Linked DNA regions of Homo sapiens: region 1 is linked to region 2. The links are chromatin contacts, found by Hi-C or POLR2A ChIA-PET in ENCODE. All regions are on one chromosome and are shown on one strand. The core of a region is the stretch at or near the end of the contact, and the rest is flanking DNA. Distances in the headings are between cores, read along the strand shown. Region 1 holds the start of ATOX1 (antioxidant 1 copper chaperone). Region 2 holds the start of TNIP1 (TNFAIP3 interacting protein 1).

The links. Hi-C counts contacts between places; a loop is a spot of excess contacts on that map. ChIA-PET counts read pairs that join two places held with the same protein, here RNA polymerase II (POLR2A). Pooled maps may share reads with other maps.
Region 1: a loop to region 2 is called in a map of CD8-positive, alpha-beta T cell, with 9 times the contacts of the local background. The contact joins the promoter of ATOX1 here to the promoter of TNIP1 in region 2. A Hi-C loop is called at or near these places in 2 of 168 maps with a recorded cell type or tissue (CD4-positive, alpha-beta T cell and CD8-positive, alpha-beta T cell), 5 of 37 single-sample maps with no recorded cell type and 9 of 50 pooled maps. POLR2A ChIA-PET finds 5 or more read pairs at or near these places in 6 of 52 experiments (B cell, GM10248, GM12878 and 3 more).

The regions. Positions count from the first base shown.
Region 1 is chr5:151,756,157-151,760,607 of GRCh38, forward strand. It overlaps ATOX1 (antioxidant 1 copper chaperone), which reads right to left and starts at 2,475. Exons shown (of 4, transcript NM_004045.4): 1 at 2,390-2,475. The coding sequence starts at 2,395. ATOX1-AS1 (ATOX1 antisense RNA 1) reads left to right here. Exons shown (of 4, transcript XR_007059008.1): 3 at 782-915; 4 at 2,133-2,204. RefSeq lists an enhancer at 1,514-1,643 and a silencer at 2,414-2,663.
Region 2 is chr5:151,079,653-151,083,562 of GRCh38, forward strand. TNIP1 (TNFAIP3 interacting protein 1) reads right to left here and starts at 1,382. Exons shown (of 18, transcript NM_006058.5): 1 at 1,228-1,382. RefSeq lists cis regulatory regions at 894-1,682, 1,182-1,951, a silencer at 947-1,616 and enhancers at 1,492-2,202, 1,917-1,976, 3,789-3,898.

The sequences.
Region 1 (4,451 bases), core at 1,225-3,724, 680 kb after region 2:
TGGTCTCAAAGTCCTGACTTTGTGATCTGCCTGCCTTAGCCTCCCAAAGTGCTGGGATTACAGGCATTACCCGCCGCACCTGGCCTATTATTATCCCTTCTTGACAGATGAGGAAACTGAGATTTAGGGGTTAGTTCACACACTCACGGTGATTCGGCTGAGTAGGGCCTGAATTGAACATAGTCAGCCTCTAAAACCTCAATGCTTAACCACTGAGATCTTGTTAAAATGGGATTGAAAGCTGCCTGCCTATAGTTTTCTCTTCTCTTCTCTTCTTTCTTTCTTTCTTTTCTTTCTCTCTCCTTCCTTCCTTTTTTTTTTTTCTTTTGAGACAGGGTTTCACTTTCACTCTGTCACCCAAGCTGGAATGCAGTGGCACGATCACGGCTCACTGCAGCCTCAACCTCCCAGGCTCCAGCAATCCTCCCACTTCAGCCTCCCAAGTAGCTGGGACTATAGGCACGGGCCACCACGTCTGGCTAATTTTTTGTATTTTTTGTAGAGCCAGGGTTTCATCATGTTGCCAAAGTTGGTCTCAAGCTCCTGCATTAAAGTGATCTGCCCGCCTGGGCCTCCCAAAGTGCTGGGATTACAGGCGTGAGCCACCATGCCCGGCCTCACCTGCCTATAGCTCTAGCCCACCTGTCCTACGTCTACACAGGAGCTACCATTTCTTGGGGACTAGATATATCAGTGGCTGTGTGACATATTTTACTGGCATTTTTCCAGTTAATACTAACAACAGTCCTGTGAGGTCAAAGTTTTTGTCCCTATCTTACAGATGAGGAAATCAAGGCAGTGAGATAAAGCAACTTGCCTGAGGTCACCCAGTTGGCAAGCTGGGGCACAGATTTTCAGAGGTTTCTGGGATTCCAAACCCTGTGCTCTCGGGCATTTGTCTGAGAAAACTCTCAGGTAACACACTCTTCCCCTTCCAGTATGTGTATATAGATATATTTTTTTCTTCCCTTTCCAGTTTTGAGGAAATCCCTTGACTAACACCCTCTTTCCTTCAGCTGTTATCTTGTGGTACATGGTGCCAAGTGCCCTCCTCATTCCCATCATCTGCTCCAGAGGGTTTTTTGTCAAAATCCCCAGAAGATACAGAATACAGTGATGATCAAGCTAGCCTTTTCCTCATTGCCACCCCCCACAAAAAATCCTGGTGGCCTTCACTCCCCAAGCCCCAGGGCAATTAATACTGTCTTCTACCATTGCCACAGGCTGACTTGCCCAACTGGTAGGGCTGATTCTATCAGATTCCTTATCCATACTTTGTTGTTGGAGGATTTGTCTCAAGGCACCTGGCAAGACCCACAGGAAATGACACCTGAGATGTCAGTGGCTCTGCCCAGGAGGCCTCAGGCTCACCTGCCAGCTCCCTAAAGACAGGATGCAAAGACACATGGCAACTGTGGGATACCTCTGGGTATCCACCTGGCCCAGAGCCATGAATTAGGCACCCTGAAGAAAATGCTAAACACCACATGACCCTAACCAAGATGCAACTGAGATCAGAGCATCTTCCCAAGCCGGTGTGACTGCTTTTGCCTGGCACCTCCCATGTGGTCAGGCCTGGAGAGATGGGGAGCCTAAGGATAAGGAGCTGAATCCTGGCTCTGCCAACTTCAACACGACCTGGAATAAGTTACTGGGCTTTTTATATTTTTATCTGCCAAAGGCCTCAATTCTTTATATAAAAAACGAGGCCACGAGCAACAATATATGTGATAAGACTGAGTGATCTGCAAAGGCAGGCTAAGACTGACTTCCCAGACACAGCCACTGAGCAACTGGTGACTGTGCGGGGGGGTTCCTGAACCTCTCTGGGGCTCATGGGTTCAGGCTGAGAAAGTGTCTCCATTCAGTGTCGCCCAGAGTTGATCTGAAAAGTAGGCCAGAGTGGGCAGGGAAATTAAGAAAAGCATGAACCTCTGAAAACCTGCCCGGTCCGTGAGGAAATAACCGGGTCCACTCCCTTGTCCAGAGCCTCCCCACCGCCCTCCTTCAGGCCAGCTCCGCGGGCAGGGCAGCCAGGAGGAAGGCTCAGGGACTAGGCGTCTCAGTTCCCGCTGGCCACCAACTCCCCCATCCCCTGCCCCCTCTCTGGTTCTGTTTCTCTGTGTACGCAGGGAAGGTGTGGGCTTGTCGCCCCTGGAGGCCTTCCAGCTCCGACGTTTTGAAGCCTGGCTCCCAGATTAAACTCCCTTCGGATCCCATTTTCTGAAGGGTCGCAAAAGCTGGGGGCTGGGTGGGGTAAGCTAGGGGACAACAGCGGCTCCGGCCGCCGCCTGAGCCCTTCAAGATCAGCATCCGGTCAAGCGGCTGTGCAGCCGAGAAGCAACCCGGGACTGCAAGTCTGCGTGGCGGGGACGGCGCAACCACTCACCGGCATGACTGAGGCAGCGGCGGTGTGGCGGCGGTGTGGCGGCGGTGTCAGCAGCGCCTCTCTGGATTCGGAGGGCGGGTTCGGCTGCGCTTCCGAGAGTGCGCACTAGAGGCCTGGTCCCGGAGGCCCCTCCCACTCCGGGCCCGGCCGCGAGGGAGGCTCCGCCCCCTCCAGTCCTGATCCCTGCCGGCCGCGCCGCCTCCTTTCTGCGGGCCGGGCCCGTGGTCACCCGGCCTGGACGGAGAGAGGAGGTGAGAGGGGCGCTGCGTTGGCCTCCATCGACTGTCGGCCTTTTTCAGAACGCCTACTTCGGGTCAAGCTTGTGTTAGGGAATGCCAGAGAAGGGCACCGCCTTGAACAGGACATCATCCATCCATCCCTAAAAGGACAGTTTCACTCATTTATTCACCGAGTCAATTTTTATTAAGCGCCAGCCAACGAGGACGCAGCGGTGGAAGAGCAGCAGCAGGAGGCTGCGAAGGACGCAGGCAGTGATAGTGCAGGGTTAGCAGAGCTGTTGTGACAGAGGAGGAAGGGCCCTGACTGCAGTGGGGTGGGGGCGGTTGTGGAAGAGAGGCGGCCTGGGGAGAAGGCAATAATCTGGACCTCGGTTAGCCTTTATCGCCCTGTTACAGGCTTTGTCTCTAAATACAGTCGCATTGGGGGTTAGGGTATCAACATAGGAATTTGCGGGGACACAATTCATGTCCATGTCAGAGTTCAGTCCCTAGCAGAGCCATACTGACTAGAGTTTTAATCTCAGCCCTATCATTTATTAGCCATGTGACCCTGGGCAGATGAACTTACCTCTCTAAGCCTCAATATCCTCACGTATAAGATGGGGACAGTTAAGGTCACTATACAATTTTTTATCTGAACCTTTTGCTAGAGAAAGGAGATGCTATTAATAATTTTGCCAGGACAACAGGCAAACACCATGACTGTTTCAGGCAAACAACGACACATGGTTCCCTCCAAGAAACCTACTTTGCAGTATTGTTGGAATACATGTAATGTGTGCAAACTTCTTAATACATTGCTTGGCACATGGTAGGCACCAAAAATATATATAAGTATTCTCTAATTGCTAGGCCCTCTGTTGGCCTCCCTGGCACTGGGTCTTCCGCTGCTCACAAAATACCCCTTAACCATTCATCCCCTACCCAACCTGCCAGGAATTCCCTAAAGATGGAAGGGAAGGGGGCGAGGAGGAGAGGGAAAGAGGGTACTGGCACATTAGGTCCTGTACGGGCAAGGCTTAGCATCTTGGTAGTCCTGGGTACAACTGTGCCCTGGGGCTAGGGATAGCTAGATTGCCATGAGGGAAGGCGGAGAGTGGACATGAGGGAAGGAAATCCTTCCCAAAGCAACAGTACACAGGGCGAACCACCCACGGCATGTTTTAGAGAATTAGGGGTATGGGTTGGGGGGATGGCTAAGCCTAGAGACAGCAATTTAAAGAGAAGACAGCTTTATAAAGATCTGTTAAAGATCACAAATAAAGACCTATTAAAGAGGAGAAGAAAATATGCCAGACTGTAGTTCCTGCATAAATATATACATACATTCCGTGTATTTACATTAAAATAAGCATGAAATGAACCACAGCCAATGTTACTAGAAGTTATCTTGGATAAGTGTAGGATTTGCAGGTGGAATCCCAATGTACCTACTGTTTAATTTTCAAATAACACAAAGTAGCGTACAGTGAAAAGTAGGTCTTCCTCCTACCCTGACCTCTCCTTCTTAAACAAAAGGCATAGTATACACAGTTTTGCATCCTGCTTTTCTCACTTTATAAAATATCTTAGAGATTATTCCTGGGCCAGATGCAGTGGCTCATACCTGTAATCGCATTGCTTTGAGAGGCCTAAGTGGGAGGATCACTTGAGCCCAGGAGTTTGAGACCAGACTAAGAAACATGGTGAAACCCTGGCTCTACAAAAAATACAAAAATTAGCCGGGTGTGGTGGCATATGCCTGTGGTCCCAGCTACTCAGGAGACTGAGGTGGGAGCATCACTTGAGCTCAGGAGGTCAAGGCTGCATTGAGCCATAAGTAC
Region 2 (3,910 bases), core at 132-2,631:
AATGTAAGCACTGTGCCTGGCACATAGTAAGCTATTAGCATTATCAGTTTTTTCACTGCCTCAGTTTCTTCTGTTGCAAAACAGAGACCACCACGGGGATGCTGAGTTTGTACTAATATTCTACCCTCCTAATACAATTCTACCCTCCTTTGTCAAGGATTTTTTTAAAACATTCTGAGTCCCCTTTTCTGACCTCTCATCAGATGCCGAATTCCCCTCTATCACACCCCATTGTTTGGAAAATGAGTAAGTGCTGATTAAATCCCATTTTGACCGTACTGTGAGAAAAAAATGATGCATTAGGAATCTACACATTTCCCTGCACTGTCATTCTGCAAGGGGGTGGGGAAGGACGTTGCTGATTCTTCTGCATCATCCACAAAAGTCCCTCCCTCCCCCTACCAAAACACAATCTCTCACCCAGTCGCACAAAATTCCCATCTGCTCCTGTACGCACAATGAATGTACAATGCACACGTGCACACAAATGTCCTACAGTGGAAAGCTCAGCCTTCATACTCCATCCCCAGAAGCACTCCTGGAAACTCATCCATCCTGCACATGCACACAAATGCCTCCAACAATGTGCATACAAAATATGTTCAACAGAAATAGTATAGTAGGAACTCTGGAGCCAAATGCCTGAGTTCATATCTGACTTTGCAACTCACAGCTGTGTGACCTCAAGCTCCAAGTACCTCGGTTTCCTAAAGTATAAAATGGAGATAATAACAATATTAATGTTTAGGATGGAAGTGACAATTAAATGAGTCTAATACACGTACAGCGTTAAGATCAGCACTTGGAAAGCGCCCAATAAAAATTATTATTTTCCTCCTCGTGACATATGTACACTGCTTCCACAACTTGATACGAAAACTCCTGACGCCGCGTAGGCAACTCGTCTCCACAGGATAGACACCCAAAGGGCCGCAGCGCCGCCCGCACCCGGAGGGTCTGCGCTCTCTACAACCGCCCCACGCCGTTCCCAGGCGTGCTACCCCGCGCAGTGCGCACGCGCGCCCCCCACCAGGCCCAGCGCCAAGCAGGGAGTAGCGGCTCAGCCCGGCTTGGCCGCTGGCGGAGACGCCCCGGGACCCCGCGCGCCGGGCCTGGGTGCACAAGCCACCTTCCCCAGCTCGCTCCCCGCCGCCACCGAGGCTCTGGACGATCTGGGCCTGGCCTCCCTTCCTCCCCTCCATCCCCGCTCCGGGCCGGCCGGCTTACCCGAGGACGGGGAGCTTGGGGACACAGCGCCCCGCTTGCTGCGTCCAGCCCCGAATCCAGGGACGGGGCAGCGGCCCGGGCAAGGCTCCGGCCCCCCGTAGCACTCCTAGGGCTCCTGGACGGGGGCAGGGCACCCGGGCCGAGGACGAGGAAGTGCCGGGGGCCTGGCCGGGCCGCCCCACCCCTGGGAAAGTCCCCGGAGACTGGCAGGCCACTCGCCCAATCGCGCCGCGCGCTCCGGGCGGGCCCGCGGCCGCCTGGGGTGGGACCGAGCGAGGTAAACACCGGCTGCCTGCGGTTCCGGGGGCCCGCGGTGTCTCTCGTCCCTTCGGCGGCCTTCCCCTCTAGGAGCGACTTCCCTGGGGCCACCGTCCCGGGCCTGCGCGGCGCCTTGCCGCACTCCCAGCGCCGGAAGCCCCTGTCGAAGGCCTGGGGCCACCTTGAAAGCCGGAATTTCAGAGCGGAGGCGAGCCACAGAGACCACCCAGCCCCTTCCTTGTGCCGAGGGGAACACAGGCCAGAACAGGGAGGGGACCTGCCAAAAGGCACGTAAGCATTTGGCCCTAAGCCAGAGCTGGAGCTCAGGCCCCCAGAGTTCCGTCCAGGGCACTCCAGGACTCTTCTTAACAAAGCTATAGAAATTCCGAGCTGAAAAGACCCATAAAGACTCTACCGCGAACATTTTTTGCTCCAGACATTGTAAAGGATTCCCAGACATCGTAAACGCTTTGCTCCAGACATTGTAGATGCTTTGCGTGCATTATTTTCTTCGCACAATCACGCTAGGGAGGTGGGTTTTACTACCTTTTCTTAAATAATATTTGAGTCACAAAAAGGTTAGATGACCTCAGTAAGGGGCTGAATCAAGATTCAAACCCGGGTGGGCAAATCCAGAGGCCGCCTTCCACCCTACCTACTTATATGTGGGCTAGATAATCCCAACAGACTGGGATTTCCTAGACCGGTAAGGAACATAAACTTGCTTTAAGGGTAGGAAAGCTTTTTAAAAGCTTATCCTTTTATTTTTAAAAAGAAAGAAAGCTAAATTTTAATTCCAAAAAGTGGAAGGTCTAACCTTGGAATAAAGAACAGCTCTTTAAACTAAATATAGCTTTATGAAAAACCTATTGCAAAAGACCCATTTCACTGGTACTGTTGAAAACTTAGTCATTGACAGGCCCTCATCCTCAAAAAGAATTAGGGGAAAGGATTTGGGGAACTGTTTAATACACACCCTCATTTTACAGAAGAGAGACCCATCAATCAACTGTGACTTCGCAATAATACACACACAGATACTTGCCCAAATTATATACCTAATCTGGGGATTCTCCTATAAGGCTTTGTAACCTCCTAGGGTTCCTTCAGTTAATTCAACGGTGTTATCAGATCTTCAAAACGATATTCATTCTAGTTTAATTATGAAAAGAATTACACTTATGCCTTGATTCAGAAGGGAGGGAGGGAGGAAGCGATGCAAACTCCAAAGCACCACTGAGTCTCACCACTGGGGGATCCTACAGAGAAACTGGGAATCCTGGCCCTGGTTTACATAGCAGCTCCCAGGCATCGTCTCCACCCATCAGGTCCGCACCTGCCAGTTTTCTTCCTGCTCTTTGTGCCTGTACTTCCCAATTCTCTTCCTGCAGGGCTCTCTTCCTATTCCCAACCCACATCTTCTCCACCCCCACCCTCTACCCACTGAAAACTAAAATCTACCTAAAAATGGCTGGTCTCTAATTACTTGCATTTTGTTTCCACACTATTTCAGCTGTTTTTATAGCATGTCTGGCCTTAGCCGGGCAGACAGTTTCATTTCTCAAAGTGTCCGCTGGGAATTCTCAAGCTTGACATAAAAAAATGGCACTCAGTCATCTTTTTGTCTGATTTCCTAGTTCTGGATCCTTTTTCTTAACAGTTCCAATTTGTGAGAAAACTCATTTATTTATAAAGTCGTGACTGCCCCCACCTCTTCCATTCTTTGAAGTCTTGGTTTGTCTTCAGGACATTCCACCCTGTTAGAGACCATGGAGCCCATAGATAACAAACCCCTATTTGACAGATAGGTAAACTGAGTCCTCTGTCTAGAAAAGGACTTACTCTAGGCCACACACATTGAGTGACACAACCAGGGCCTTGGAATCCAGGGCCTTGGCTCCCAGTCCTGTGTGCTTGGTCCACTGTACCAAGTTGTCTTTACAATGACATGATTTTTCTCACTGCCTTGCAGAAAACACCACTGTCATAAACACAGGCTATGAATTGAGCTAATGGGATTCCAATCCCTGCTCAGCCACTTACTACCTGGGTGGCCCCTCTAAGCCTCAGGCTTCTGTCTGGAAAATGGGGGATAATATACCTATTCCTCATGTGAATCATGAGGATAAATTGGACAATGCAAATAAAGCCCAAGGCTCAGCACACAGTAGGCATTCAAGAAATGATAGTGGTGTCTAGATGTGGGCTGCATGCATTGGGTAGAACTTGGCTCTTAAACTCAGCAATGCAACCTCACCAGGCGCCATCCCACCATACACATCCTCTGTGAGACCCTAGCCTCTAGGAGCATGGCAGGAATGGGAGACAGGCCCCCTAGCCTGGCACTGCCTGCTACCCTGTGGTCTGGAAGGGGATTTCCAAGTCAAGAAGCTGGGCCTGACGCTGGGAGCTGAGTGACTCAGGC